Regions from separate parts of the Homo sapiens genome. Here region 2 is linked to region 1. A link is a loop called in an ENCODE intact Hi-C map of the cell type or tissue named here. Cell type or tissue: PC-9. All regions are shown on one strand. Each heading gives the region's core, and the rest is flanking DNA. Links, peaks and the distances in the headings are about the cores only.

Region 1 (14,907 bases), core at 4,526-12,525:
AGTTTGGCATTTGCTCCAGGGAGTTTATAAATGGCATTTATCAGCCTTAAGGGTGGCAGCACCCTGTAGGTTGTGATCTCATTTAATCACAGGACAGGCTGACAGTCGGGGGTGCCAGCCACCCCACACGAGCTGGGGACAGCCTCTTCAGGACGGTGCTGGGCTGTGTGACCCACAGACACTAGAGGAAACCCCTGTGGTGGGCATCCCTCAGCCGGATCCTTCCCACCTGGGGTGTCTCCTTTGCTGAGAGCTCCCAAGGAGCTAAAGCAAATGACCTGGGCCCCAGAGGCATTGCCGGGCAGCCCTGCTAGTGAGAGCAGCTGGGGAGGCTCAATGAACCTCACAGCCAGCCCACACCAGAGGCCAGCCCGCCCTGGCCTAGGCCCACGCACTCCCAGGCCCATGTGCACAAAGGGGAGGAGTCTTTACTCGGACCCGCCTATGCCTGAGGTCTGGCCCCTCTGGGACAGGATCTGCAGGCTCTGGTGCTGCTCCTCAGGGTCCTGCCAGAAGTCAGGGCCACCAACAGCCAGGACCCCTCGGCTCAGGTGCCCAGCCCAGAGGGAGGCAGGGGGCAGGAAGGCCAGGAGGCACAGGACTAAGGTGCTAGTGGGGCACCCTCAGGGCTGTGATGCATGTGAGATGTGCCCAGGTTATGGGAGCCCTGTCCACGTCGCACTTTTCCCTCCTCAGGGGAAGCACGTGGGGTAAACAGTCCATGACGTCTCAAGCAGCCCCTCCAACCTCGACTCCATGTCCTGTCCTTGGGCAGCCACTTCTGCACTGCCAGGGAGGAGAACTGTGCCACTGGCCTGGCCTTGAGCATAGGCCCCTGTTTGACTAGAAGGCACGCCACCTGTCTCTTATGTCCCAGCACTTTGGGAGGCCAAGGCAGGTGGATCACTTGAGCTTAGGAGTTCGAGACCAACCTGGCCAACATGGCAAAACCCCATCTCTACTAAAAATACAAAAATTAACTGGGCATGGTGGTGCGTGCCTGTAATCCCAGCTACTCAGGAGGCTGAGGCAGGAGAATCTCTTGAATGAACCCGGGAGGCAGAGGTTGCAGTGAGCTGAGATCGTGCCACTGCACTCCAGCCTGGGCGACAGAATGAGACTCCGTCTCAAAAGGGCAGGAAGCACTCCTTTGTCCCAGGGTTGCCATTGGTTGGTACTGAGGTGTCACAGTTCAGCTCCGAGGAGGAGAAAGCTTGGGGAGAATATTTTCCTCCTGGACAGCTGCCCCTGCCAGGGTTGGGCTGTCGGCTTCCAGCAGAACCCTGCCCGCCCCCCATCACCTCAGGGCCACTCCAGTCCTGGGTAGTGGAAACACTCACCGTTGGCAAGACTGGGGGCATAGAGTGCCCTGACGTAGGTCTTGGCATCAGACCTCATAAGGCAAAGGGCAGGGGAGAGAGACCCTTGGACCTGCCTCTTCTCTTGATGTCCCGCAGTTGGCATTTTCTGGCAACCACAAGAGTCACCCTGGTCTGGCTCAGAGAAGAGATAGCCAGCTGTGTTGGTCTGGGGCCCCCTGCAGGGCAGGATTGTAAGATGGGCATTGTTTTCCCTGCAGAGTGGGCACAGCCTGTACCCTGGGAGAACTGTGGGGAGTCGTTCTGGGCCCAGCAAGCAGGTGGCTCTCTTCTCTCTGTGCCCAGCTGAGGGTCCATGCTAGAAACCCAGCACCCTGGGTCTGCCCTCTGAGATCCCAGCTGGGTTCCTGGACATCCCTGCAGCCTGTGTCTGGGCAGGGAGCCAGCTGGTGTGATTGGAGGGCTACTTCCAGGAGCCCAGGAGAATTGCCCGTGGCTCTCATGCACCGGCTCCTGTTTCACGGTTAGACATTTCACCACATTGTCCTTCCTGCATTGTTTTTTCTGTCCCTTTCTCTGGCTCTGCTGTGACTTCATTGTTGCTGAGGGGAGAGCCAGGGTGTCAGACTCCATGTGTTATTCAGAGTTTGGACCCTGCCTCTTCCAACAATGAGATTATGTGCCAGAAACTGGCGAGGGTTGAGAAAAATGGCCTGAACTGCACGGTCGGGGCGTGCCTTTGGAAATCACTGCCTGAGGCATTTCTGACACCACCGCCCCCCCAAGTCTCCTCCTAATGACACCACCTACTTACCTGTGGTGGGCAGTTTGGTTGGATTTATTCCAACGGGCTCTCTGCACTTAGCAGTTGAGAAAGATATTTGTCATCTTGCTATAAAACATCAAACGCATCATGATCTAAACGATTGTGACAGCAGAGAGTTCAACCACAGTCTAAAATTTTAGCATTATTTATGATGCTTAGAGGCTTGGTGCCTACAGTATCTTCTTAATCTAGTCTGATTCTGGAGTGCTGTCTCCCAGGCCTGCCCCCGTGTCTCCTCTGGCTGTTAATAACAGCTCCTCCAGGCGCCCTGTCTGCCGACACAAAATCCATCTGAACCCCTGCATCTCGTGTGGCTGTTGAAAATTGGCATTTCTTTATTGATGCAACTGGTTCCTGCCAAATACTTGGGGACAAATAAAAGTAGTTGAACTTCGAGACAAGCAGAGAACCATTTGTTCGTGGAATTGCCAGCCAATTGATGGAGGTAGTTAAACTATCGTTTAGAAGACTCTTGAAAGGAAAAAGTTGACTGTTTTGAGACACTAACATTCAGAGTAGTGTGCAGAGCCAGGCAACACAGCTTTTCCGAGGGCCGGAGCCCGGTGGTTGGGGGTGGTGTGTCTCTTCTTTAGGCTCCTGGGCCGTGTTCTCAGAGACCCCCACTTGTTTTGCTTCTCCCGTGGCCCCTGGAGCACTGGCTGCTCTGCCTGGTTGCTGCTCCTCTTCCGTGCCAGCTTCTCTGGATTTCCCACTTTTTCTTTCCTCCTCCTCCAGGAAGTCTTCCATCAAACCCTGTGGCTTCTGCCTCATCGGACTTTAACGCTCTTGTAGTTAAGCAAGATCTCCCTCCTCCCTGTGGACTAGGGGCCTGCCTTGCTAGTGCTGTGAGCGAGGCATCACATGGCTGGTGCTCGGACCCAATGAACCGGCCCCAGGGGCCTCTCTTCGCACCCAGAGAGCTAGGCATGCTGACTCTCTCCAACCAATTCCCTTCCTGGCCCTCCCGGAAGGCAGGGGTGGGCAGGCCAGTGACCCCAGAGCGCTGGCTCAGTTCTGGCTCAGTGCCCATGAGGTGATTGCTTTAGACCAGCAGCAAGTGTGGGAAGATGGAGGAGGTAATAACATTGATTTTCCCATAAAGGTGGAATTTGTGGTGAGAGGACCTTCCTGGCAGGACCTAAACATCTTCTTCTCCCAGCCCCTCTGCCCCTGCAGGGGAGTGGGGTGGGTCTCTCGAGTGCGGCCTGCCAGGCAGGAACTTGGCTCATAGCCCATGCAGCCATGCAGCCTTGCAGCCCAGGCAGGACTGGAGCCCTCAGACCAGGCCCATCATGATGAGGCAGAAGCACCCCTGTACTCGGCCATTGGGAGATGCTGAGGACGGCTCCCGCCTGCCTCTTAGGCAGGGCATGGGGCCTGCTGGGAAGGCTGCCTGGTGAGTACCCTCATTCCTTCTCTTCCTCCCATGCTTCTTTCTCTTCTCACTCCTCCTCTTCTTCCTGCTCGCCTCTCCTTCTCTCCCTCCTCTCCCTCTCCCTCTCCCTCTTCTCTTTCCTCTTCCTTCTCCTCTTCCTCCTCTTTCTCCCTCTCCTTCCTCTTCCTCCATCTTCCTTCTCCTCCCTTCTCCCTTCTTTTCTCCCCGCTCTCCTCCTCCCACTCCTCTGCTTCTTTCTCCTCTGCTCTTCTAGGCCAAAAGCAGTGCCCTGAAACCAAGATGGGGGCAGAGATGTCAGAGGGAGCCCTGGGCTGCGCTAACCTCAGACCCATATTCTCCTCCAGCAGCTGCCCACACCCTTCCCTGCTCACCGCTTCTTGGAGGCCAGTATGCCTCTCCCATGCCCCCACCTTCCACCAGTGTTTACAGCCCTGGGAAGGCCGAGGACCTGCTGAGAGCCTGGAGGGCACCCCCTGGCCTCAGACTCACCTGAGCATCCCAGTGACCAATCCAGGGACGCCATGGGAGCGTGGGTTGGGCTGCACGGCCTCTGCCCATGGCCCTGGGAGGTTCTGACACCCAGTCCTGTCGTGATTGAGAACTAACGGCCATACGAGCATCAGCAGATTCTCACACAGTGCCCAGAGGACAACAGCCAAAGCGTGGCTGTCACTCCCACTTTACAAGCGCAGCACCTGAGGCCAGAGAGGCGTGCTGCAGGGCCCAGGGACCCCAGCACCAGGGCAGGCCCTGCTGGGACCGAACGAGGGGGGTTGGTTCTGGAGGGGCTGTTGTCCCCAGCCAGACCTGCCCCAGTTGTCCTTCGTCTGGGCTCGGCGCCCCTCACCTCCTGGCACCTGTCCCTGCCGAGGGGCCCGGGCAGCCGGAAGTGACAGGGAGGCAGCTGATGAGTCACTCTCTGGGGCCTCAGCCGGGCCTCCAGCTTCTGTTTTCCATCATGTTAATTACATTTATTATTCATCAACTGCTAAAACTGGCTCTGGGTCCTCCATTTTCCAAGCCCTCAGGTTGCGTCCCAGCTGAGGCTCCCTGTGGCTTTGAGTCGGGATCAGACGCCGGCCCAGCCGAGGGGCCTTTGGGTTTGGAAATGAAAACAAAGGATCCCATCCTGGTGGCTTTCGGGCAGCCGCGGGTGGCCAGGCCTTTGCTCTCCTCTGCCTGGAGATGCCGGATGGATGAGGGAGCTACCGTCTCAGCCACCTCATTTGGCCTCCCCAGCGCCCAAGGTTCTCTGCCTCTTCCATCCCTCGTCTTCCTCTGGCATCGCATTCCGGCTCACACTTTGATCTTTCCCGAGTCCCTGGGCATGGAGGCTGCTGTCTACCCAGCTGCCTTCCCTCCAGGCCGTCCTCAGGGGTTTGTACCTGCCCCCTCCACCCCACCACCCCCCAACCTTAACACCTGAGTGCCCTGTCTCAGTCCTTCACTCCCAGAACAGGGAGGGTCAGGGACCGAGGAGGGCTGGACCGTATGTGTGATGTGCCAGGCTTCTGCTGCTCCACCTGGCTGGGTTCTGGCCCCGTTCCCAAGGCCCAGTGACCACCCAAAGGGCGTGACCTTTCCCAGCTGATTTGGACACCCTGGGTGGCAGCTTTCTCCCCACCCAGTAAATGGGGTTGGGTTTTACTGCCCTTTCCTCATTCACGATAAACTTTCCATTTCTGTGAAGTTCACCCCCGAGACCAAGGGAGGCCAGATGCGCCCTCGTCCTGCGGGGAATCCTGACATTAGGAGAACCCCATTCCCGCCTGCCCTGCCAGGGATGGTGCAGTGGAGGAATGCCCAGTAGCCCCTGGGCCTACTGAGGTGCCCCGATGCCTCCAGCCTAGGCCCACAAAGTGATGAGCTTCAAAGTTTCTTCTCTGCCAGGGGGGATAAAAAAGCAGAAAACAGAGATGCTAGAACCATCGCCGTTACACAGCTGGCAGCGTCCACACAAAACCAAGCATTCCATGCCTGGCGCCCCACACTCCCCCTTTGCCTGCCCCATGTGCACCGGAGACACATGAGGTGGGGGAGGAGTCTAGAGCTGGGGAGATGCCAAGCCTGTGTATGGCGGGTGGGTAAACTGTGGGTGTCCATACAGGGAGAACTGTCGGGCAGTGAAAACGAGCAGATTGTTGCCACAGTCAGGGACACGAACAGCGCTGAAAGTGATGTCTAGCAAAAGAAGCCAGGCTCAGAAAGGCACGTACCATCCCACTGACATAAAGTTCCCAGCAAGCAAAACTGGTGACAGAGGAGGAGAGGGGAAGAGAAGGGGTGGTGAGCGAACCCTCTAGGAGACAAGAAATGTCCTGGGGTCTTCACCCACGGGGCACGTTTGTGAGATGTCATCAATCTGGGTATTTAAGATGGGTGTGGTTTACTGGCATATATTTTGATAAATAGGCTTGCACACACACACCAAAATGGCCAAGCATTGCTCCTGCGGCCAGACTCCGGGCAGAAACGCTGTGCATCTCTTGACCTGAGTGGTCCTCCTAACTTGCAGATTTACAGACATCTCCAGAGCTACAGACCGACACGGTAAAATGACCATTTGTGCACTTGCAGAATTATTCGGTTGGCCGATGACAGAAAGAAAATGAAAAGTTAAATGCAATTTAAGGAAGTATCGCCTGGGCTCTCTGTTCAGGCCAGGACCTGAATATCGAGTCTATTAGAAGCAATTATAAAAGGGACAGCGCTTCTTAATGTTTCTCATTTGACAAGAAGGTTTTTAAATATGGGGCATTAGTTAATAAAAAGACCCCAGGAGCCCATTGTAATATATTACCTAATTCCTAACAGTTCATAGCCACTGAAATAGGTAAAAAAGGGGATGTAAAATTAATATATGGTTATTATTAAAATTGCCTTATAAATTAGTTAAGTCCCCTGGAGGTACAGAGTGGGCATCATTATTCCAAGAGTGTCTCAAGGGCTTTGGTGTACCTTGTGTGTTTGTGGAGTGGGCGTGCCCCCTTGGCAGGGAGAAGAGAGCTCTGGCTCTGCAGTTTAAGGAGAAAACAGCAGCTCACACTGAAAGAGAGGAGAGCCAGCCATCAGACTGCAGACATTTTATAAAGAAACCTCTTCCTTAGTGAAGTTGCTGGGGAGGCTGGCACTTTGAGGCATCACCCAGCATGTTCTGTGCCCGAGACCAGTAAGGCCCTGATTGACATGGATTGCAGTTGATTAGGGACAACATGCAAATGGGTGTGTAGCTCCTGGGGCCCTGGGGACCACTGGCTTGTTCAGGAATGGAGGGATAGAAACAATTCCCTTAAAGTGTTTTCACTCAAGGGAACCCAGCTGCAGGCAGCATGGCAGTGAGGGAGCCTGTCGCTCCAGGCCAGCCACACCCGCTAGCTGCTATAGCCGAGGAGGCCGAGGTGCCTCTGGAAGGCGTGTGCATGTGACCCAGGCCATGTCACTGCCACCATCTCCATCCAGGCTGTGGGTACTGGGAGCCCGGAAGCGCCAAAGCTTCCAACTTTGCCATGCGCTTGTGCCTTTAATTGGGGGATTTCAAAGCTGTGAGTGGAAATCCATTCAGATCTGAGCTGTTTGCTGAATCCGAGATTTCTGTCCAGGGGGATTTGGCGAACGTAATGTTTTATGCATTCTAGGTGATTTGCCCATACCTGCTGGATCTGTTCATGGCAGCAGGCTCGTTTCCAAGGAACAGCACAGTCCTCCTGGACAAAGAGGCTTCCTCCTGCTCCCAGGGGAGAGAGCTATCATGTTTTTTTCCAGTGAGAGCACCAGAGGGAAATTTGCTTTTTCAATCGGCTCTTCAGAGCTGCGGGTTCTGCCCCATCCTGTCTGCAGTGGAAACCTGAGCTGTCGGTGTTCCCCTGGGGTGGGGTGGGCTCCTTTTGCTTGGGTGGGTGGTCCCCAGGGTGGGGTGCCCCGTGTGGGGAGTGTTTAGCCAGAGGAGACAAGCAAGGCTGTTTTCCAACCAGTCTCTGACTTCTCTAGCTCCCTGTGCAAAAGGGATACCTCCGTGTGCAGACAGAGGTTTTGCCAAAGAATCTGATTCCAGAGAAGAAGGCTAAGTGGGCTCCTGAAGCAGGACTTGGCAGGCCTTCTAGGGGCTTGGATTCTCCAGGCTGCATACCAGAGAGCCTTGCCGACAGAGCTTGCTTCCAAACCTGCCGGTGCAGTGGAGCAGCTCAGGAGCTCTGGGTGGAGGAAGGGATAGGGCTGCACTTTCTTCCCAGAGTGGCCCTTACCTGGGAAGACTTCTTAGCTTCAGCCTATGACTCTTAGACTCGTAATGGTCACTCTGGGTTTAATCTTCCCTTTTTTTTTTTTTTTTTTGAGGTGGTGTCTTGCTCTGTTACCCAGGCTGGAGTGCAGTGTCGCCATCTCAGCTCACTGCAGCCTCCGCCTCCCAGGTTCAAGCGATTCTCCTGCCTCAGCCTCCCGAGAAGCTGGAATTACAGGCATTTGCCACCACACCTGCCTAATTTTTGTATTTTTAGTAGAGACAGGGTTTTGCCATACTGGCCAGGCTGGTCTTGAACTCCTGACCTCAGGTGATCCACCTGCCTCAGCCTCCTAAAGTGCTGGGATTACAGGCTTGAGCCACCACGACCTGCCTAATCTTCCCATTTTGATCATGAGGCCAGGAAGCAGGAAAGAGTGGTCCCTCCACTAGCATTTGCTACCCATCTTCAGGCAGAGGTGCTGCCAGATGGGTGTTAATTGGGAGGGGAGTGTCTCCGAGGATGTCCTTCCCAGGAAGAATTTTTCCCCCTGTGGCAAAAAGGAGAGGTAGAAAGTGGGAGATAATGAAGGAAACATCGAGAGTGGAATTTCAGATGCTTTGTCTTGGGCGGAATGAAGAGAGGAAATCTTTGCTTTGTTTTCTGTCTCCTCTTGGGGAAATTTCCCACATGAGTTTTGGGATGATGAAGATGGGCCCCCAGCCCTGGCCTCCGGCGGGGACCTGGACATTCAGATTTTGGGTGATTTCAACCCATGGTAGAGTTTCCTGATAGAGTCAGGGAGGAATTGGGCTTGAATTGCTTTTCTTTCTTTTCGTCCCTCTCTTCCTTCCTTCGGGAAGGAATTGGGCTTGAATTGCCCTCCTTCCCTCCCTCCCTCTCTCCCTCCCTCCCTCCCTCCCTTCCTTCCTTCCTTCCTTCTTTCCTTCCTTCCTCTCTCCCTTTCTCTGTTCCTCTCTCCCTTCCTCCCTTCCTTCATAGGATCTTGCTCTGTTGCCCAGGCTGGGGTGCAGTGGTGCGATCATAGCTCACTGCCTCGACCTCCTGGGCTCAAGCAGTCCTCCTGCCTCAGCCTCCCAAAGTGCTGAGCCACAGCACCTGGCTGGATTGCTTATTTTTTACTTTGTCCACAACAATGGTATCAAAACAGAGATACACTGTGGTTCCTTCAGCCAGGCTGAAGGTTTTTCAAGGAGCTCTGTGTGCGTGGCAGACGGCGTGCACTTGCGACCTCTGGTGGCAGCTTCCCAGTGTCGTCCTCGGTGGCAGCTGTGCTTGGGGAGTGTGCGCTGTGTCCACTGGGCAGAACACATCAGGACAAGAAGCCCCCTGGGGCCAGTGGGGCGAGGCTGGGGCGAGGGGAGCAGGTCTTTGACAGGTAGCTTTTATTTCTTCCCAAAAGTGTTTTCAAAATGAAAATAGCTTTACTCTGATAAAAAGATACATATGCCAGTAGGAAATCCAGTCAGTACAGAACATTATAAACAAGATAGGAAAAAAACCCTTTGATGCAGAGGCACACAAAACCTTATTGCTGTAGCAAACAGGCTTCCGGTCTCTCTGGGGCACAGACAGACGGGCTTTGATCTGCTGGGCTCACACTGGGCAGAGTTTTTGCAGCAGAAGTCTCTTCCTGGCAGTGAACTGGGGCACACTGGGGCTGCATCATAATCCACTTACCCAGACTGCCCCCGGAAGCCAGGTGGTTCCCAGTGTGAACGACACTTCGACCGTCAACCCTACCTCGCCGTCTCTCGGGTGTCAAACTGACCGTGTCCTTGGGGTAAACTCCTGCAAATGGAATTGCTGGAAAAATGTTGATGCCCAAAGCCCAGTGCCATCTAGAAAAGTTGTTCTCCCTTCACGGCTGGGGCTGGGTTAGTGTCTGGTGAGCAGATACCATGTCCTTCCCGGGGATGTTCTCATTTAATCCCGTGAGGGGGAGCGGAGAGGAGTGTGGCATCCTCTCTGCATTATAGAGACCCCACAGTAGACAGATGGGTCTTAGAGGAGCCAGGTGGCCTCTCTCCAGAAGCCATGTTCTCAGCCAGCGTGCAGGACACCCCTCCTCCCAAACCATGAGTGCCGGTGTGCCCACCCAGGCCTCAAGATTAATTGTGTTATTTCCATTATTCACCTTTATCATTCTGATTAGGGAAAAGTAATACCCCGTCTTTATTTTTGCTGATTTGATTACTGACGAGCTTAAACTTCTCTTGTAAGTATTTCTTGGGCATTTATCTTTGTGGGTTTTCAGTCCTTTGCCCATTTGCAATCGGGACATTTGTGGGTGACTTATTGCTCTGTAATTGGGCTCTTTGTACTATTGTTCTGTGTGTTGGAAATATTTTTCCCAATTTGATGTACAGAAATTGTAAATATCAGTTGTCATGTTGGTCCTTTCCTGTATAGTTTATGCCTTTGCGAAATTGCTTTTTCTACTACCTCAATATAATCCAGTTATCAGCATGTTTTTTCTATCTTTATAGTCTGATGACTTTCTTTTAAATAACAGTTTTTGCATAATTATGAAATATTTCAAACACTGCTGTGTATAGTTTAATAGATATCTGTGTATCCACATGGTTTCGTCTTTTATATTTAATACGTTAATTGAGCTAAACTGCATTTAAGAATAATATATAAACAAGGATTCTGGCTTTTCTGCCCCCGCGTAATTACTAAGTGACCTGTTGTCTTTGGAGTAATGTCTTTGCCCCCCATTGTAAAATTCCATTTTTGCTGTATTCTAAATTCCCAGGTGTATTAGTCAGTATAGGGTAGCCTTTGGGGTGGTAACAACAGAAACCCAGATCTCGGTGGCTTAGCACGGTAAAGGCTCATTTCTTGCTCATGCTGCCATCTGTGGCTGGCCCAGTGGCTCTCCTCCAGCAGGGATGCAGGGCTGCTTCCACTGCCCAACTCTGCCCCCTCTGAGAAGGAAGAGAGAGAACATGAAGAATTCACACCCACTCTTAAAAGCCATGGCCTGGAAGCAGCACATGTCATTTCATATTCCTCTTGGGATGAGAGTCAGTCCTATGGTCCCAGCCTAGCTGCAGGGAGGCTAAGATATGTGCCCAGAAAGAGGAAGCAGAGTGAACACAGGGCTAGATCTCCACTCGGGGCTGCCTGGGCAGACAGGGTTTCGGCTGCCTGTGGATGTGTGCGTATATGCATATGTGCATGTATGTGTGAATGTTCTTTGGATTGTTGGGCATGTTCAGGCCTGCTGTTCCTGCCATCCGTTACCCTTTCTTCACATGTTTACTGAGGACCTACTGTGTGCTCATCACTGTGGCCAGCCTTGGGTATGGGTGACATGGGCCTGCCTCTAGGAGTGCCCTTCAAGACTGGGAGGGAACGGGAGGGTGCCAGGCTGAAAGTTCTGCAGTGTAGAAGTGTGGGGAGGGACTTGCCTACAGAGGGCTTTTGGTGGTGAGAGGTGGGAGAAGCCCCTTGGGGAACCCAGGGAGATTTCTGGAGAGGGGCGTCAGCCTGGCCCACGGTGGTTTTGGATGGTAACTGGCGGTGAGCAGGAGGTGGAGCGTGGACATCCTCCCAGCTCCTGAAGGGCAGCAGCTGCCAGGAGTCCACTGAGACCCCTCTAGCCATGACCTCCTGGTGGGAAGGTGGGCCAGGAGGGGACCTGTTAAAGACTGGCAGGTGGTTGAGGGTCAGTGTGGAAGGTGTCCGATAGAAGGTGCTAGAAGTGGGTGGGCTTGGGATAGGTGTTGCTGTGGGTCCTGGAAGAGGGAGCTCGGGGTATGCTGGACAGGTGTGTGATGCCTGGGCTCCCTGCGGGGACCCAGCAAAGCACATCAGGAAACCCGGCATCCACGGGCGTGACTCCCTCTTCTGCATCCTCCAAGCCCTCCTTGGCACTGTGCGAATTTTCTAAATTTCAGTGGGTGGCGCTGGCGAGATGCTTCAGAGTGTGTGCAGGCTGGCGAGTAAAGTCAAGGAACTTCCTGGCTCCTGGCTATGCAGGAGGGGGGCCCAGACCCTCATCACATAACGACCACTTCTGTCTTCAAGCGTGTCTCTTACAAGGTGGGGGCCAGGAGAGTGCTGCCCAGAGCCAGTGCTTTGCCATGATCAGATTGCCGCCTGCCAGGACGGGGGTATGGGTTGCCTACAGGCACCGTCACTGCTGCACGGATCTCCGGGAGCAGGCTTCACACACACAATTCCTGCTAGCAATCTACTGGCTTTGGGGAGTAGTGTTGGTGTCATAAAGAAAGGATATTTAACTTTGCATCGATAGGCAAAGAATAATTAAGATATAATTAAAAGCACAAATTCTTCTAATTATTGGCTTCGTATAATGTATATTTAAAAACAAGATCTGTTAAGGCTTCCTTTTGAATATATCCAGAAGCCAAAAGAGGGTAGCATTTTAATTAAAAATGGATTATTTAAAAACCAGTTTAATCATCCTGTCATCCAAAGACTTAGACTTTATTAATTAGCTATTGATAAATAGGTTTAAGCTACCCCAAAGTTGAATTTGCAAGAGTTATTCCTGGCATCCTCCGATTGGAGGATTTTTTGGAACTTGCCCTGTGTCTCTGGGATGTCAGCAGCAAAGGTTTAGGACATGTGAGTTGGTTCTTAAATCGCCCCTCCCATCCTCTGTGGAGCCAAAGTGGACATCCTGCTGCAGGTGGGGACCGATGGGGGGCTCCTGGGGCTGTCCCACTTCCCCCATCTCCTACCTCTGTGCTCTGTGGCACGAGAGGGTGCTGAGGACCTGGATGGTGGCATCCGCACTGAGAGGTCCCCGATGGGGCACAGGTGCAGAACATGCTAGAGATGCCATGAGCCACGACAGCCTCCGCCTCCCCAGCTCCATGCTTGGAGTGCATCCCTGGCCAAGGCACTCCTCTTCTCAAGGCTGCTCTCTGTAGGGGCGGCGTGACTGCCACCCCCATTCATCATCTTAAGTAGATAAAGACTTTCAAAGTGATAAATAGCGTTCCTGTTGTTCCTTCAGCCAAGTGTGACTAAAATAACGTTTGGAGTCGTGAGTGAGGATGGAAAGGCTCATTAGAAGAGGGGTTGTCGGCAGTTCACGCCTAACAGCCGGTTCGCTGCCATAAAACACAGCCGCACGCGGTGGAGGGGCCCTGCCCACCTAGGGCCTGTCCAGGCTGGCCCTGACAGATGGTGTCTGGGCCTCCCTCCATGGCACATTTCGCTGCGTCCTGGGCCTTGTGGTTCCTGGATGCTTGGAAGAACCTTCTCAGAGAGGAGACGTCTTTCACAGGCATCTGTGGTCCTCGCTTCCTGCAGGTGCTGGGGATCTGGGGCTGCAGTGACCCAGCTCCTCCTGTTTCCTCAGTGACCCAGCTCCTCCTGGTTCCCTCCAGCCTAATGGGGTAGCCAAGGCCACCTGCTGCGCAGTGACCACTGGCTTGGCGCTGCCTCCCGGGTGACCAGGTCCCTGTATCCAGTGTCCTGTGCTCACAGTACCGAGAGTGGCTGTGAGTCCATGTGGACAGACTGCTTCTCCTCTCTTCTCCAGAGCCCTCAGCAGAGGACGATAGGGAGGGAACTGGGTACTAGACCCTCAGGATGAACTGAGTGAGTTGCAGGGGCTGCCCAGAGCTGGGCCCAGGTGCGACAGTGCTTTAGAAAGACATTGATAGGAAACAGCACTTTCCAGAGAAAGTTAGATCTGAAACGACACATTTGTGAAGTATTTTCAGATTGTAAGGCTGAAAAAGCAATTTGATGTTTAGAAATAAAGTAGTGCTGGACTCTTTCAAGACAAAACAGAAAAATGCCCTAGAGGGAATCCAAAGCAAAGCACTTGCTTTTTCTAGAAGGGGTGACTTGGGGATTCTGTCCTCACTCTACAAGGTGGGATCTGGGTGACTCCCACTGTTGCCCAGGCTGGAGTGCAGTGACATGAGACCTGAGATCCTCTGCCAAACATGTGTTCCCTAAATATTGAACCTGGGCCTGGCACAGTGGCTCACACCTGTAATCCCAGCATTTTGGGAGGCCGAGGTGGGAGGATCACTTGAGGCCAGGAGTTCGAGAGCAGCCTGGGCAACATAGCAAGATGCTGTCTCTACAAATATAAAATAAAATAAAATAAATTAGCCAGGTGTGGTTGTGCACACCAGTAGTCCTAGCTACTCAGGAGGCTGAGGCAGGAGGATTGCTTGAGCCCAGGAGTTTGAGGCTGCCATCTGGGGACTTGGGGAGCTTCTGAACCAAAGGCCTTGCCCAAGAACGAAAAACCAGGCTTTTCCTCAAAGAAGCCTTAAGGCGGGATCTCCCAGAGTTAGTCATTCCATGAGACACCCTGGCAGTTTTGGTCAAGTTCTTGTCTCACCTCTACTATTATCTGCTTAATCGTTTTCTTTCAATTGACTCATTTTTTTTCCTTTAAATATATGTTTTAAGATGCTTTTTATCCTCGTCATGAATGAAACCCAATCTAATTTGCCATTAACAGACATTAGCGCTTCAAGATAAATACCTAGTGCATGAAGGAAATATGCTAGTGGGGTACTACATAATGTCATCCCGTGGACTCGTATTGTGCTTTGGGAAATGTGAACTTAAAAGCAGCCCCTTCCCTCCCCTTGCCCCTGCTCGCCCCTCCAGAAAGCTCCCTGCATACCTGGCTTGCTTCCCCCACACCTTCCTGGGGAGGATGGAGACAGGGTGCCAGCGTTCCTTAGAGGGACAATGTGGCCTCTGGGTTGTGTTGAACTAGGATCATCTGCCACTCTGGCAAGCCTTTTTGTTTGTTTGTTTGTTTGTTTGTTTTGAGACTGAATCTCACTCTGTCGCCCAGGCTGGAGTGCAGTGGCGCATTACAGATGTGTGCCACCACGACTGGCTAATTTTTATATTTTGAGTAGAGACAGGGTTTCACTATGTTGGTCATGCTGGCCTTGAACTCCTGACCTCAAGTGATCCACCCGCCTCGGCCTCCCAAAGTGCTGGGATTACAGGTGTGAGCCACTGCACCTGGCCTCTGGCAATTCTTTTTGTTTCCTGGTCATGTGGTTTGAGCCTCTCTGGATGTATCTGAGGGTAACCTGGTTTTTATTGTTGTTGTTGTTTGTTTTTTTGTTTTTTTAAAGAGCTGGGGTCTGATATGGTTTG
Region 2 (14,907 bases), core at 2,198-10,197, 710 kb before region 1:
GTCACCCAGGCTGGAGTGCAGTGGCACGATCTTGGCTCATTGCAACCTCCGTCTCCCAGATTCACATGGTTCTCCTGCCTCAGTCTCCCAAGTAGCTGGGATTACAGGTGTGGGCCACCATGTCTGGCTAATTTTTTTATTTTTAGTAGAGATAGGGTTTCACCATGTTGGCCAGGCTGGTCTTGAATTCCTGACCTCAGGTGATCCACCCGCCTCGGCCTCCCAAAGTGCAGGATTTCAGGCATGAGCCACCATGCCTGGCCTGGAGGCCATTGTTCTAACAGAAATAACTTAGAAGCAGAAAGTGAAATACTGTGTATTCTTATAAGTGGGAGCTAAACAATGGGTGCATATGGACATACAGAGTGGAATAATAGACATTGGAGACTCCAGAACGTGGGAGAGTGGGAGGGGGATGAGGGTTGAAGAATTACCTGTTGGGTACATTGTTCATTATTCGGGTGATGGGTACGCTACACGCCCAGACTTCACTATGACGAAATATATGTATTTAAGGAATCTGCACTTATACCCCTTAAATGTATATTAAAAAAAGGAAGAAGGAAAGAGAAAAGAGATTCCAGAAGTAGAGGGTGGGAAGACGGAGGAACTGGCCAGTTTGGGGTCTTCTCTGCTCTGTTGTTGAGAAGCTGAGCACCAAGGCTGGGGTCTGGTGCTGAGCTGAGTGGCTGCAGGCAAGGGGAGGCTGGGAGGCATGGCCCAGGAATTGCTCCGGACTCTCCCAGGGGAGATGTGGAGATAGAAGCCAGCCTGCAGACTCCCTTCCCTGGTGAACATCTGTGGGGACCAGGCCAGCCTGGCTAAGGCTGTTCTGAGAAGCGTTTGTGCTTTCACACAGGCTGCCCCTTGCATTATGGGCAGGGGCAAAGTGCAAATGGAGATGACATACCATGTGTCTAAATGTCTAAAAGTTAGAATTCTAGGCCAGGTGCGGTGGTTCATGCCTGTAATCCCAGTACTTTGGGAGGGCAAGGTGGGTGGATCACCTTAGGTTAGGAGTTTGTGACCAGCCTGGCCAACGTGGTGAAACCCTGTTTCTACTAAAAATACAAAAATTAGCCGGGCCTGGTGGTGCACACCTATAGTCCCAGCTACTTGGGAAACTGAGGTGGGAGAGTCGCTTGAACCCGGGAGGCGGAGGTTACAGTGAGCCAGGATCACACCATTGCACTCTAGCCTGGGTGACAGAGTGAGACTTCATCTCAAAAAAAAAAAAAAAGAAAAGAAAAGAAAAATTAGAATTGTAGCTGGGCTGGTGGCTTACACGTATAATCCCAGCACTTTGGGAGGCTGAGGTGGGAGGACCACTTAAGCCCAAGAGTTCCAGACCAGCCTGGGCAGTATGGCCAGACTCTGTCTCTACAAAAACTTAAAAAACATTTTTTTTGTCAAGACAGGGTCTTGCTCTGTCACCCAGAGTGGAGTGCAGTGATGCAATCACGGCTCACTGCAGCCTTGAACTCCTAGGCTCAAGCAATCCTCTTACCTCAGCCTCCCGAATAGCTGGGACTAAAAGCATGCATCACCACGTTGGCTAATTTTTTTTTATTTTTTCAAGATGGAGTCTCGCTCTGTCACCCAGGCTGTAGTCCAGTGGCACAATCTTTTCTCACTGCAACCTCTGCCTTCTGGGCTCAAGCAATTCTACTGCCTCAGACTCCCAAGTAGCTGGGATTACAGGTGTGTGCCACCATGCCTGGCTAATTTTTGTATTTTTAGTAGAGGCAGTGTTTCACTATGTTGGCCAGGCTGGTCTTGAACTCCTGACCTCAAGTGATCTGCCCATCTCGGCCTCCCAAAGTGCTGAGATAACAGCCGTGAGCCACCACACCTGGCCTGTGCCAGCTAGGAAAAGCAAATTTTTTTTTAGGGACAAAATTTTACCATGTTGCCCAGGCTGGTCTTGAACTCCTGGGCTCAAGCAATCTGCCTGCCTCAGTCTCCCAAAGTGATGAGATTATAGGTGTGAGCCACTGTGCCTGGCCAAAACAATTTATTTTTATTTTTATTTTTTATTTTATTTATTTATTTATTTTGAGATGGAGTTTCACGCTGTTGCCTAGGCTGGAGCGCAGTGGCGTGATCTTGGCTCCCTACAACCTCTGCCTCCTGGGTTCAAGTGATTTTCCTGCTTCAGTCTGCTGAGTATCTAGGACTACAGGTGTCCACCACCATGCTAGGCTATTTTTTTTTTTTTTGTATTTTTATTAGAGATGGGGTTTCACCATTTTGGCCAGGCTGGTCTTGAACGCCTGACTTCAAGCGATCTGCCTGCCTTGGCCTCCCAAAGAGCTGAGATTACAGGCGTGAGGCATTGCACCCGGCCTCTAAAAATTTTTTAAAAAATTAGCTAGGCATGGTGACGCATGCCTTTGGTCTTAGCTACTTGGGAGGCTGCGGTGGGAGGATTCCTTGAATCTTCACCTGCACTCTTGCAGACACTTCAGCTTGTGTATCCACATCTGCCCTCAAAACAGCCACCTTGGCCGGGTGCAGTGGCTGACAAGGCCATGAGAATCACTTGAACCTGGGAGGCGGCGGTTGCAGTGAGCTGAAATCGTGCCACTGCACTCCAGCCTGAGCGACAGCGCCAGACTCAATCTCAAACAAAGCAAAACAAAACCCAGCCACCTCTTAGTCTAGGGAAAACATACACCCACATGGCAATATGATGCCCCTCAGGATACAGCATGCAGGAAAGAGAGGCCTACCCTGGAAACAGACTGGAGGCTGTTTGGGCATGGAACTCTGGAGGTTTTGGGGGCTGGGACATGGGTTAGAGTCAGGGGCCAAATCTGGCCCTTCACTTGTTTTTTGTAAATAAAATTTTATTGGAATATAGTCATGCTAATTCATTTATGTGTTATCTGTAGCTGCTTTCAGGCTACGATGGCAAAGTCAAATTGTGACACAGACCACTTGGCCTGCAAATCCTAAAATATTTACTCTCTGGTCCTTCAGAGAAAAAATTTGCCAACCTGTGCTCCAGAAGGTGGCAGTGGGCAGACTCCAATGGGTTTGACCCCTTGGCTGTGAACTTGAGAGCAAGGCTTGGGGAGGGTATCAGAGTGGACTTCCCTAAAGTAGGGGAAGCCCCAACCCAGAATCTGACTATGAGGAAACATCAGACAAAGCGAAATTGAAGGACATTCTACTAAAACAATAGGCTTGTACTCTTCAAAATGTCCATGTCATGAAAGGAAAAATAAAAAAAGTTAAAGAAGCATTCCAAATTAAAGAAGACAAAAGAGGGCCCAGCGCAGTGGCTCATGCCTGTAATCCCAGTACTTTGGGAGGCTGAGGCCAGCAGATCACTTGAGGTCAGGAGTTCGAGACCAGCCTGGCCAACATTGCTAAACCCCATCTCTACTAAAAATACAAAAAATAGCTGAGTGTGGTGACAGGCACCTATAATGCCAGCTACTTGGGAGGCTGAGGCATGAGAATCACTTCAACCCGGGAGGTGGAGGTTGCAGTGAGCAGAGATTGGGCCACTGCACTCCAGCCTGTGAGACAGAGTGAGACTCTGTCTCAAAAGAAAAGAAAAGAAGAATCATTTTGGCTGATGTAACTTATGCAATCCCCACTAGTGGTCTTCTTGGGCTTATTCAAACTCACGAGATGACCAGGAGTCACATTCAGAGTATTTAGAAGGATGAAGCGCAGGGGCCCTAGCTGTTATCAAAGCGGCTTCCTTCAGGTAGTCATTCCTCTAATCTAGTGTCCTTGATGCAGTTCACTCAGTAGATACAAGGAGACAGGCGAGATCTACACTGGGCCTTTAGGAGAGCTGCCCTAAATGATGGCTTCATCAATTTTTTTGAGACAGGGTCTCACTCTGTCACCCAGGCTGGAGTGCAGTGACACAATCGTGGCTCATCACAGCTTCTAACTCCTGGGCTCAAGCGCTCCTCCTGCCTCAGCCTCCCCAGTAGCTGGGACCACAAGTGCATGCCTCCATACCTGGCTAATTAAATTTTTTTTTTTTGTACAGATGGAGTCTCACTATGTTCCCCATGTTAGTCTCGAACTCCTGGGCTCAAACAAGCCTCCTACCTCAACCTCCCAAAGTGCTGGGATTATAGGCATGAGCCACTGCTTCCAGCGTTCCTGATTTAAAAGCCCGATGCCTCACAGGAGACCATCCCATAACAATTCCATAAACATAGCTTCCAGGGTCTCTGCAAGGGACATGCCCAGTTACAAAAATTCCACACTCAGAAAGCAAAAACTGGTATAAATACCACATACGACTACCTGGTGATTCCAGGTACAAGGTACCAATGATCATTTTTACTCTAAGCAATGTTGCCTAGCAACGTAGTTGACACATGCTTTCAGGGAACTAACCCTAAGGTTAGATTCTCATGCAGAAGCATTTTGTTAAACTTTTGCCAGTGGTGTACCTCCAAGACTTTGGTTAACACCTTTAACAAAAAAGGACAAGTTCAGGCTGGGTGCGGTGGTTCATGCCTGTAATTCCAGCACTTTGGGAGGCTGAGGCAGGAGGATTGCCTGAGCCCAAGAGTTCAAAACCAGCCTGGGCAACATGATGAGACCCTGTCTCTACAAAAAAATTAGCCAGGTATGGTGGCATGCGCCTGTAGTCCCAGGTACTGGGGAGGCTGAGGCAGGAGAACTGCTTGAGCCCAGGAGTTTGAGGCTGCAATGAGCTATGATCACACCACTGCACTTCAGCCTGGGTGACATAGTGAGACTGTCTCAGAAAAACAAAAAACAAACAAACAAAAAAACAAGTTAGTACATTTGGTGATCATCAGGATTTGTATTTCTATTTCTATTCCCCAATGGGATGTCCCCCCATATGCTGGGCAACTGAAATAGTTTTTGCCATTAGTTTTTATAATGCATGCAATACTCCTTTTATTCCGTGAATTCTAAGCATTTTTTCTTTTCTTTTCTTTTCTTTTCTTTCTTTCCCTTTCTTTTTCTTTCTTTCCTCTCTCCTTCTCTCTTCTTTTCTCTCCTTCTCTCTTCTTCTCTTCCTTTCTGATGGAGTCTCACTCTGTCACCCAGGCTGGAGTGCAGAGGCGCGATCTCAGCTCACTGCAACCTCCCCCTCCTGGGTTCAAGTGATTCTCATGTCTCAGTCTCCCGAGTAGCTGGGATTACAAGCGTGTGCCACCACACCCCGCTATTTTTTTTTTTTTTTAAAGTAGAGACAGGGTTTCTCTATATTGGCCAGGCTGGTCTCAGACTCCTGGCCTCAAGTGATCCACCCGTCTCAGCCTCCCAAAGTGCTGGGATTACAGGCATGAGCCACTGTGCCCGGCCTAGATATATATACATTTTTTCCGGCCTAGATATTTTACATCAAATGATATCACATGATAGTTTTTAACCAAACCAACTTACTACAGTGAAAGTTGTTTAAGCATTTTATAAAAAGTGTATTTTCCCTCTGTCTGCCATATGTAAATGAAGGGTTTTATCCAGTCTTAAGGTATGGCTTAAACCTTTAAAATAAACAATAATTTATGACTGCTTAAAAAATCTGTCACTTTAGAAAATGTCCGCATTCCTGTGTATTTCCACTAGATGGCGGCAGAGGACACTGGTCCGACTCCAACACAGGGTTCAATTGACTTGTGCACCCTTAGCCCATAGCTTTTCAGACTCAGGGATGCTGTTTAGGTTACCCCTTCCCACACGCGGAGAGCTTTCTTGAACGTTTTAATGGGATTTCACCAAATCCTACTAAACTGTTGCCATTGTAGCCTTGCCTGTCTGCTTTGGCTCTACAGGGTCTTGGGGGTTCCCAAACGTTTCTCGCCCGTAAATTGGAGTTTGGAGGAGTTGGAGTGAGTCTGGCCGTTCCCCTGCTTTGTCAAGTGGTAGTCCCATCCCAAGCACGGGGTCTGCAGGGTCATTCCGTTGTCTTCGCCTTCCACCCCCAATACCCATCCCAGCCAGACATGAATCCGTCCCCACAGCCCGGCCGCAGGTGGGTTTCTACCCGGGTCCCCTTCATGAACACTGAGCAGTTTCTCCTCTTAGCATGAATTTGGTTTCATTTCAACCCACATCTGCTCCCCATCGTGGGCTGCAGAGCTTCTCATACCAGGGGCTGGGCAAATGGACCCTCCTACCGAGGCATTCAAAGCCTCGTCTACATTTCCTTCCTTATCCCTGTCATCTCATAGTTCATTGGCCAAATGGAGTGTAGGGACTGAAAGTTTAGTTTACTGTCGCCACCACTCTGCAATGCTCACCGGGGTCTTCTTATATTCAACTAAACATTGATTCACGGGCCGGGTGCGGTGGCTTATTCCTGTAATTCCAGAACTGTGGGAGGCCGAGGTGGGTGGATCACTTGAGGTCAGGAGTTTGAAACCAGCCTGGCCAACATGGTGAAATCCCATCTCTACCAAAAAAAAAAAAACAAAAATTAGCCAGGTGTGGTGGCATGCACCTGTAGTCCCAGCTACTTGGGAGGGTGAGGCAGGAGAATCGCTTGAATCCAGGAGGCGGAGGTTGCAGTTAGCCAAGATCTTGCCACTGCACTCCAGCCTGGGTGATGGAGTGAGACTCCATCTCAAAAACAAAAACAAACAAAAAACATTGATTCAAGTGGCCTGTTCAGAAGGACTCACGGCAGGAACCACACACACCAGCAAGGCAGAATCAGGCATTCCACCAGCAGGAAGCTTTGTAGCAGTTAACTCAGCAGAGGGCTCAGGTACAAGAAGACAAGATCTGCATTGAGCAGGTGCATGAGCTGCGCCGACTTAAAAGCTTCATGCCCTCTAGCAAACGGTATCTTCAGTAACAATGCAATTGGAATTGCATTAAACCTGTATATCATTTTCGGGCTGATTGTCGTCTTTACTGTGTTGAGTCTTATAGTCCATGAACATGGCATGTCTCTTCATTTATTCAAGTCTTGGATTTCTTTCATAAGCATTTTGTATGTGTATGTGCTATACCGTACTCATTTTATTTTTTGAGATGGAATTTTGCTTTTGTCGCCCAGGCTGGAGTGCAGTGGCAAAATCTTGGCTCACTGCAACCTCTGCCTCCCTGGTTCAAGCGGTTCTCCTGCCTCAACTTCCCAAGTAGCTGGGATTACAGGTGCCTGCCACCATGCTCAGCTAATTTTTTGTATTTTCAGTGGAAACGGGGTTTCACCATGTAGGCCAGGCCAGTCTTGAACTCATGACTTCAGGTGATCTGCCCAACCTCGGCCTCCCCAAGGGCTGGGATTACAGGCTTGAGCCACTGTGCCAATTAAAACAATAGTTTTAATTGTTATTTTTGAATGTACTGTTTCTACTTATATAAAAAAGGTTAACTGGAAAGCAGCCTGAGGCAGGTCCTTCAGGAAGTATCCAGAAGGCATTATTATGATCACAGGAGGTGACAGCTCCATGAGTGTTATTGTCCCTGAAGACCTTCTAGTGGGCCGAGATGTTGAGGTGGAAGACAATGATATTGATGATCCTGATCCCGTGTAGACCCGGGCTTATGTGTGTGTTTATATTAAAAACTAAAAATAAAATAAAATAAAATAAAAATAGAAAAGATTCATGGAATAAGGATATAAAGAAAGAAATTTTTTTTGCAGCTGTACAATGTGTTAAGCTGTGTTACAAGACTACAAAAGTCAAACATTAAAAAAGCTTATAAAGTTACAGTAAGCTAAAATTAATTTATTATGGAACAAATAAAAACATTAAAAAATAAATTTAGTGTGGCCTAAGTGTACAGTGCTTATAAAGTTGAGAGTAGTGTACAGTAATGTCTTAGGCCTTCACGTTCACTCACCACTCATTCACTCACACACCCGGAGTAACTTTCAGTCCTGCAAGCTCCATCATCGTAAGTGTCATGCACAGATGTACCTTTTGAAAAATCTTTTATATTGTATTTTTACTATACATTTTCTATGTTTAGATATGTTTAGATACACAAACACTTAATTTTTTTTATTTTTTGTTTTTTTAGATGGAGTCTTGCTCTGTTGCCCAGGCTGGAGTGCAGTGGCACAGATCTCGGCTCACTGCAATCTCTGCCTCCTGGCTTCAGATTTTCCTGCCTCACCCTCCTGAGTAGCTGGGATTACAGGCACCCACCACCACACCCAACTAATTTTTGTATTTTTAGTAGAGACAGCGTTTCACCATGTTGGTCAGGCTGGTCTTGAACTCCTGACGTCAAGCAATCCACCTGCCTCATCCTCCCAAAGTGCTGGGATTACAGGCATGAGCCACTGCACCTGGCCAATACTTACTACTGTGTAACAGTTGCCCACAGTGTTCAGTACAGTAACATCCTGTGCAATTAATTTAGGGGCCTAGGAGTAATAGACGATACCATATAGCATAGGTAGGTAAAGGCCAGGCCATTTAGGTTTGTGTAAGTGCACTATGAGGTTTGCACAACGATGAAATCACCTAATGACACATTCCTCAGAACGTATATCCATCGTTAAGTGGCACACGACTGTATTCCATTGTATGGATACAATCTATTTATTCATTCTATTGTTGATGGACGTTTGAATTGTTTCCAGTTTTTGGCTATTATGAATAAAACTTCTATGAACATTATCATACATGTGTTTTGGTGGACATAGCACTCATGTTGGATATATACTAAGAATGGAGCTGCTAGGTCATAGAGTGAATATGTTCAGCTTTAGTAGATGCCGTGTGTTTTCCTAAGTGGTTGCACCATGGTGGGGTTGAGCAGGTTGGTTTGTAGTGGTATTGTGACAGGGAGCAGGACTCAACCCTGCAGGTGGAGCTTGGACACTGGACCAAATTGAGGACTAGCTAAAACAGTGTCTGAGCAGAAGCAGCTTTCCATAAGACACACCCAGTGGTGTGGCCTGTCACTTTACCATTGCCATGGCACCACCCAGAAGTTACCATCCCTTTCCATGGCGATGACCTGATGACCCAGAAGTTACCATGCTTTTTCTAAAAATCTCTGCATAATCTGTCCCTTAATTTGCATATAATTTAAAGTGTGTATAAGCGTGACTGCAGCACTGCCTCTGAGCTGCTCCTCTGGGCACACTGCCTGTGGGTGGCCCTGCTCTGCAGGAGCAGCCCCTCTGCTGCTGTTATTCACGGCTGCTTCAAGAAAAGTTGCTAACACCACCGGCTCACCCTTGAATTCTCTTCTGGGCAAAGCCAAGAACCCTCCTGGGTTAAGCCCCAATTTTGGGGTCCACATGCCCTGCAACAGTATCTCTGTCCTGGTTTTAATTTGCAAATGGACTAATGATGCTAAACACCTTTTCTTCTGCTTATTGGCCTGTGGCTATCCTCTTTGGTGAAGGTCAGGGCACGCCTCTGCCCCTCCCCTCCTCTAAAAAAATTGGGCGTGGCTAACGCCTGTAATCCCAACACTTTGGGAGGCTGAGGTGGATGGATCCCGAGGTCAGGAGGTTCAGGAGGTTGAGACCATCCTGGCTAACATGGTGAAACCCTATCTCTACAAAAAATACAAAAAATTAGCCGGGCGTGGTGGCACGAGCCTGTAGTCCCAGCTACTGGGGAGGCTGAGGCAGGAGAATCGCTTGAATCCAGGAGACAGAGGTTGCAGTGAGCCGAGATCGCGCCACCGCACTCCTGGGTGACAGAGCAAGACGCTGTCTCAAAAAAGAAAAAAAAAAAAAAAAAAAGAAAAAGAAAAATTGGTTGTCCAGTCTTTTTCTTATCAATTACTAGGGCTCTTTGACACATGTTTTGCAATGTGTTCTCCTGGCCCGTCACTTACCTTTTCACCTTCTTAATGGTGTTTTTTGAGGTACACACATTTTACTAATTAATTTACAACTGAAACTTATTCTATAAATTATTACTCTTTCATGGTTATTGGTATTTGCATCCTGTTTAAGGAATCTTTGCCTATGCTTACACATTAACCTGATCTGTTATATTTTCTTTAACAGTGTTCTTGGTTTGCCTTTCACATTGAGGTCGATGATGCTTCTCAAATTAAATTTTGTGTTTGGTGTTAGGTAGGGGTAAAGGTTGTGAAAGAAAAATAGAAACTTGGGACCCCAATTCACTATGCCATTCCATTCTGTGAGAGTACACAGAAAAAAATAATTCACAATGCCAAAAGGAGAAAAAATTAAGCTGAAAGCTGAATCAGGCAAGAAACGAACTTTCCTTTTGTTCCTAAGCAGAGAGCTGTGGATAAAAGGTTAAAGATCTCCACAGGTAGCTATGCTTTGTTCACCTTATCTTATGTAAAGTGCTGATTTACTGAGCAGGAGACTAATAACATGATTGACTATTCACTCCCTTATGTGCTCTTTTTCTCTTGCGACACGTGGATTTAGTAACGTGACCATTCCCTCCCTGTTTTCCCTCCAGCCTGCTTTTTCCCTTTAAATATTGAAGCCTTTAAAGTCATCTTTGGAGAAATGCACGGACCTTTCTCAAGTCCTTAACCTTGGAAAAATAAACTTCTAAATTGATTGAGACCTATCTCAGATACTATTTGGTTTATAAGATTCATTTTTTTATATTAGTATCTAATTGACCCAGACTCATTTAGTGAAAAGACCACCCATTCTCCCACTGAATTGTACTGTAGGTTCAAACCAGTGCAATAGGCAAGAAAAAGAAATAAAAGGCATCCAGACTGGAAAGGAAGAAGAGAATGGTCTTTATTCACAGTTGACATGATTGTCTACATGGAAAATCCTATCGAATGTATAAAAAGCTATTCTAATAAGCAAATTTTCAGGATACAAGATCAATAGACAAAAATCAATTATGTTTCTATATATTAGCAAAAAACTAAAAATTTAAAATACATTTTAATTAAATTAAAATTTTTAAATAAGTTTTAAATTAAAAAATTAAAAATAGTCTGGACACAGTGGCTCATGCCTGTAATCCCATCACTCTGGGAGGCTGAGGCAGGAGGATTGCTTGTGGCCAGGAGTTTGAGGTTTCAGTGAGCTATGATCCTGCCACTGCACTCCAGCCAGGTGACAGAGTGAGACCCTGTTTCTAAAATACAAACAAAAACAATTTAAAAGAGCACAAAAGTATGATACACTTAGGAATGAATCTGACCAAAGATGTGCAAGGCCTGCTCATGAAAAGCACAAAACATTTCTGAGAGAAATTACAGAATATCTAAGTAGATGGAAATATACACCATATCCATAGAGTTTGAAAGACCATATTTTTAAGGTGTTAATTTGCCCTATATTGATCTTCAGATTCCCTGGAATTTCAGTCAAATCCCAGTAGGCTTTTTTTGTTGATCTGGATAAGCTGATTCTAAGATTCATTTAGAAATGCAAAGGACATGGAGTAGACAAAACAACTTTGAGAAAAAAATAGTTGGAAGATTAAAACTATTTGATCTCGGCTGGGCGCAGTGGCTCATGCCTGTAATGCCAGCACTTTGGGAGGCCGAGGCGGGCAGATCACCTGAGGTCAGGAGTTCAAGACCAGCCTGGCCAACATGGTGAAACCCCGCCTCTACTAAAAATACAAAAAAATTAGCTGGGCGTGGTGGTGGGTGCCTGTAATCCCAGCTACTTGGAAGGCTGAGGCAGGAGAATCGCTTGAACCCGGGAGGCGGAGGTTGCAGTGAGCTGAGGTTGCGCCATTGCACTCCAGCCTGGGCAACAAGAGCAAAACTCCATCTCAAAAACAAACAAACAAACAAACAAACAAAACTTATCTGATTTCAAGACTTACTATAAAGCTATGATAATCAAGACCATGTGCTATCAGTGTCAAGACATATAAATAGGTCAATGAGCAGAATGGAGATTCCATAAAAAACTCAAATTTATGTGATCAATTAATTTTCAACAAAGTGGCAAAGGCAATTCAGAAAAAAAAAAAATATTTTTAACAAACGGCTGAAATAATTGGATATCTATATGCAAAAAGTTAACTTTGACCCTTATCTAACACTATATATAAAAATTAACATAGTAGATCATGGATGTAATTCTAAAACTTAGAACTAGAAAAGTTCAAGAGAAGGCCGGGAGCGGTGGCTCACGCCTGTAATCTCAGCACTTTGGGTGGCTGAGGCGGGTGGATCACGAGGTCAGGAGATCGAGACTATCCTGGCTAACACGGTGAAACCCCGTCTCCACTAAAAATAAAAAAAAAAAAAAATTAGCTGGGCGTGGTGGCGGGTGCCTGTAGTCCCAGCTACTCAGGAGGCTGAGGCAGGAGAATGGCGTGAACCTGGGAAGCGGAGCTTGCAGTGAGCCAAGATTGTGCCACTGCACTCCAGCCTGGGCGACAGAGCAAGATTCCATCTTAAAAAACAAACAAAAAAAAAAGTTCAAGAGAAAAATATAATACAGGAGAAAATCTTTGGGTTACGCAAATATTTGTTAGATAGGACACTAAAGACAAAAGCTACAAATCAAAATATTGACAGATCACTTTGGGAAGCCTTGGTGGGTGCATCACCTAAGGTCGGGAGTTCGAGACTAGCCTGGCCACCCCGTCTCTACTAAAAATACAAAAACTAGCTAGGCGCGGCAGTGTGTGCCTGTAATCCCTGCTACTTGGGAGGCTAAGGCAGGAGAATTGCTTGAACCCAGGTGGTGAAGGCTGCAGTGAGCCCAGACCACACCACTGCACTCCAGCCTGGGAGACAGAGCGAGACTCCATCTCAAAAAAAAAAAAAAAAAAATTGGCAAATTAAACTTTATTGAAATTAAGAATGCTTTTGAAATATGCTTTTAAGAGAATAAAAGGACATTATTTATGAAGGCCATATTTATGAGGAAGAAAATATTTATGAGGGAAGGAAATATTTATGAGGGCTGGGCACAGTGGTTCACACCTGTAATCTCAGCATTTTGGGAGGCTGAGGCAGGCAGATTGCTTGAGCCCAGGAGTTTGAGACCAGCTTGGGTAATGTGACGAAACCCTGTCTCTACAAAAAATACAAAAATTAGCCGGGTGTGATGGCTTGCACCTGTATTCCCAGTTACTCAGGAGGCTGAAGTGGGAGGATTGATTGAGCCTGGGAGGTTGAGACTGCAGCCAGCTGTGATTGCACCACTGCACTCCAGCCTGGGTGACAGAGCAAAACCCTGCCTCGAAAAAAAAAGATAATTAAACAAATATCTGAAAAAAAGATAATTAAACATAAAAATCTGAAACCCAGATTTTTATGAATAGTAATAAACTAATTTTAAAAATGGGCAAAATATTTGAATTCACACGTCACCAAAAATATATATATGAATGGAAAATAGGCTCATGAAAGGATGCTTAGTGTCTTTTTAAAATTTTATATATATATATTTTTTGAGACAGCGTCTCACTCTGTCGCCCAGACTGGAGTGCAGTTGCGCGATCTTGGCTTACCGCAACCTCCACCTCCTGGGCTCAAGTAATCCTTCCATTTCAGCCTCCCCAGTAGCTGGGACTATGGGCTCAGGCCACCATGCCCAGCTAAGTTTTGTATTTTTTTGTAGAGATGGGGTTTTGCCATGTTGCCCAGGCTGGTCTTGAACTCCTGAGCTCAAACCGTCTGCCCACTTTGGCATCCCAAAGTGCTGGGTATAAATTTTTTTATATTAAAAATTAAAAAAAATAGAGAAGGGGCTTTGCCATGTTGCCCAGGCTGGTCTTGAACTTCTGAACTCAAGCAATCCTCCTGCCTTGGCCTCCCAAAGTACTGGGATTACAAGCGTGTGCCACCATACCCAGCCAAGGATGCTTAATGTCATTAGATAAATAAAAATTAAACCTACAGCAAGATACCACTACATACTTTTAGAATGTCTAACAAGTGTTGGACATATGGATCTAGAACTCTCATTCACTTCTGGTGGGAATGTGAAATGGAATAACCACTTTGTGTTTTTCTCTTTTTTTTGAGATGAGTCTCACTCTGTCACCCAGGCTGGAGTGCAGTGGTGTACTCTCAGCTCACTGCAACCTCCTCCTCCTGGTTCTCCTGCCTCAGTCTCCCAAGTAGCTGGGATTACAGGCACCCGCCATCATGCCTGGCTAATTTTTGTACTTTTAGTAGAGACAGGGTTTTGCCCTGTTTGCCCGGCTGGTCTTGAACTCCTGACCTCAGGTGATCCGCCTACCTCAGCCTCCCAAGGTGCTGGGATTACAGGCATGAGCCACCATGCCTGGTCTGGAACAACCACTTTGAAAAATAGTTTGGGTCTATGGCCATATCACCCTAAACACACCTGATCTCATCTGAAAAAGTTTGGCAGTTTCTTAAAAAGTTGAACATACACCCACTGTTTGACACAACCATTTCACTGCTATTAATCCAAATAAAAGGGTACATTCATACAAAGACTTGCACACCCATGTTGATAGAAGTTTTGTTTGTTATAGCCAGAAACTGAAAAGTGAACAATGGAGGAATGGATTTAAAAAATTGCAGTATATCAATACAATGGAATTCTACTCAGCAATGACAAGAAATGAACTACTGATCTATTCAGCAACATGGGTGAATTTCAAAATAGTTAAGCTTGACTGTGTAACTTCCAGACCAGTTTTATCTGGCCATACTTTCTTGATAACAGGATGTCTAATTATTTTGCAAGCACAGAGCTAAGAAGTGAAATCGTACCCCAAAGGGTTAAACAGGTGACTAACAGGAATTCTTTTTTTTTGAGATAAAATTTTGCTCTGTCCCCCAGGCTGGAGTGCGGTGGTGTGATCTCAGCTCACTGCAACCTTGTCCCGGGTTCAAGCGATTCTCCTGCCTCAGCCTCCGGAGCAGCTGGGATTATAGGCGTCTGCCACTATGCCCAGCTAATTTTTGTGGTGTTAGTAGAGACGGGATTTCACCATGTTGGTCAGCTGGTCTCGAACTCCTGACCTCAGGTGATCCAGCCACCTCGGCCTCCCAAAGTGCTGGGATTACAGGCGTGAG

The links. Peaks named below come from ENCODE experiments on the same cell type or tissue, not always from the same donor. Only the 100,000 strongest peaks of a DNase experiment are listed, where the experiment ranks them.
Region 2: it touches region 1 in a loop (8-fold over the local background); 3 of 110 quality-filtered maps call a loop at or near these places.

What each region holds. Positions count from the first base shown.
Region 1 is chr19:33,424,956-33,439,862 of GRCh38, reverse strand. The region is part of intron 9 of PEPD (peptidase D); the gene reads left to right. Among named protein-coding and RNA genes, the nearest start is that of CEBPG, 59 kb to the right of the region's middle. In PC-9, for the core only: CTCF peaks have their summits at 8,809 and 9,010 (motif pointing left); a DNase peak (open chromatin) is centred at 9,032.
Region 2 is chr19:34,136,614-34,151,520 of GRCh38, reverse strand. No RefSeq gene overlaps it. Among named protein-coding and RNA genes, the nearest start is that of LSM14A, 28 kb to the left of the region's middle. In PC-9, for the core only: CTCF peaks have their summits at 5,431 and 5,634; a DNase peak (open chromatin) is centred at 5,580.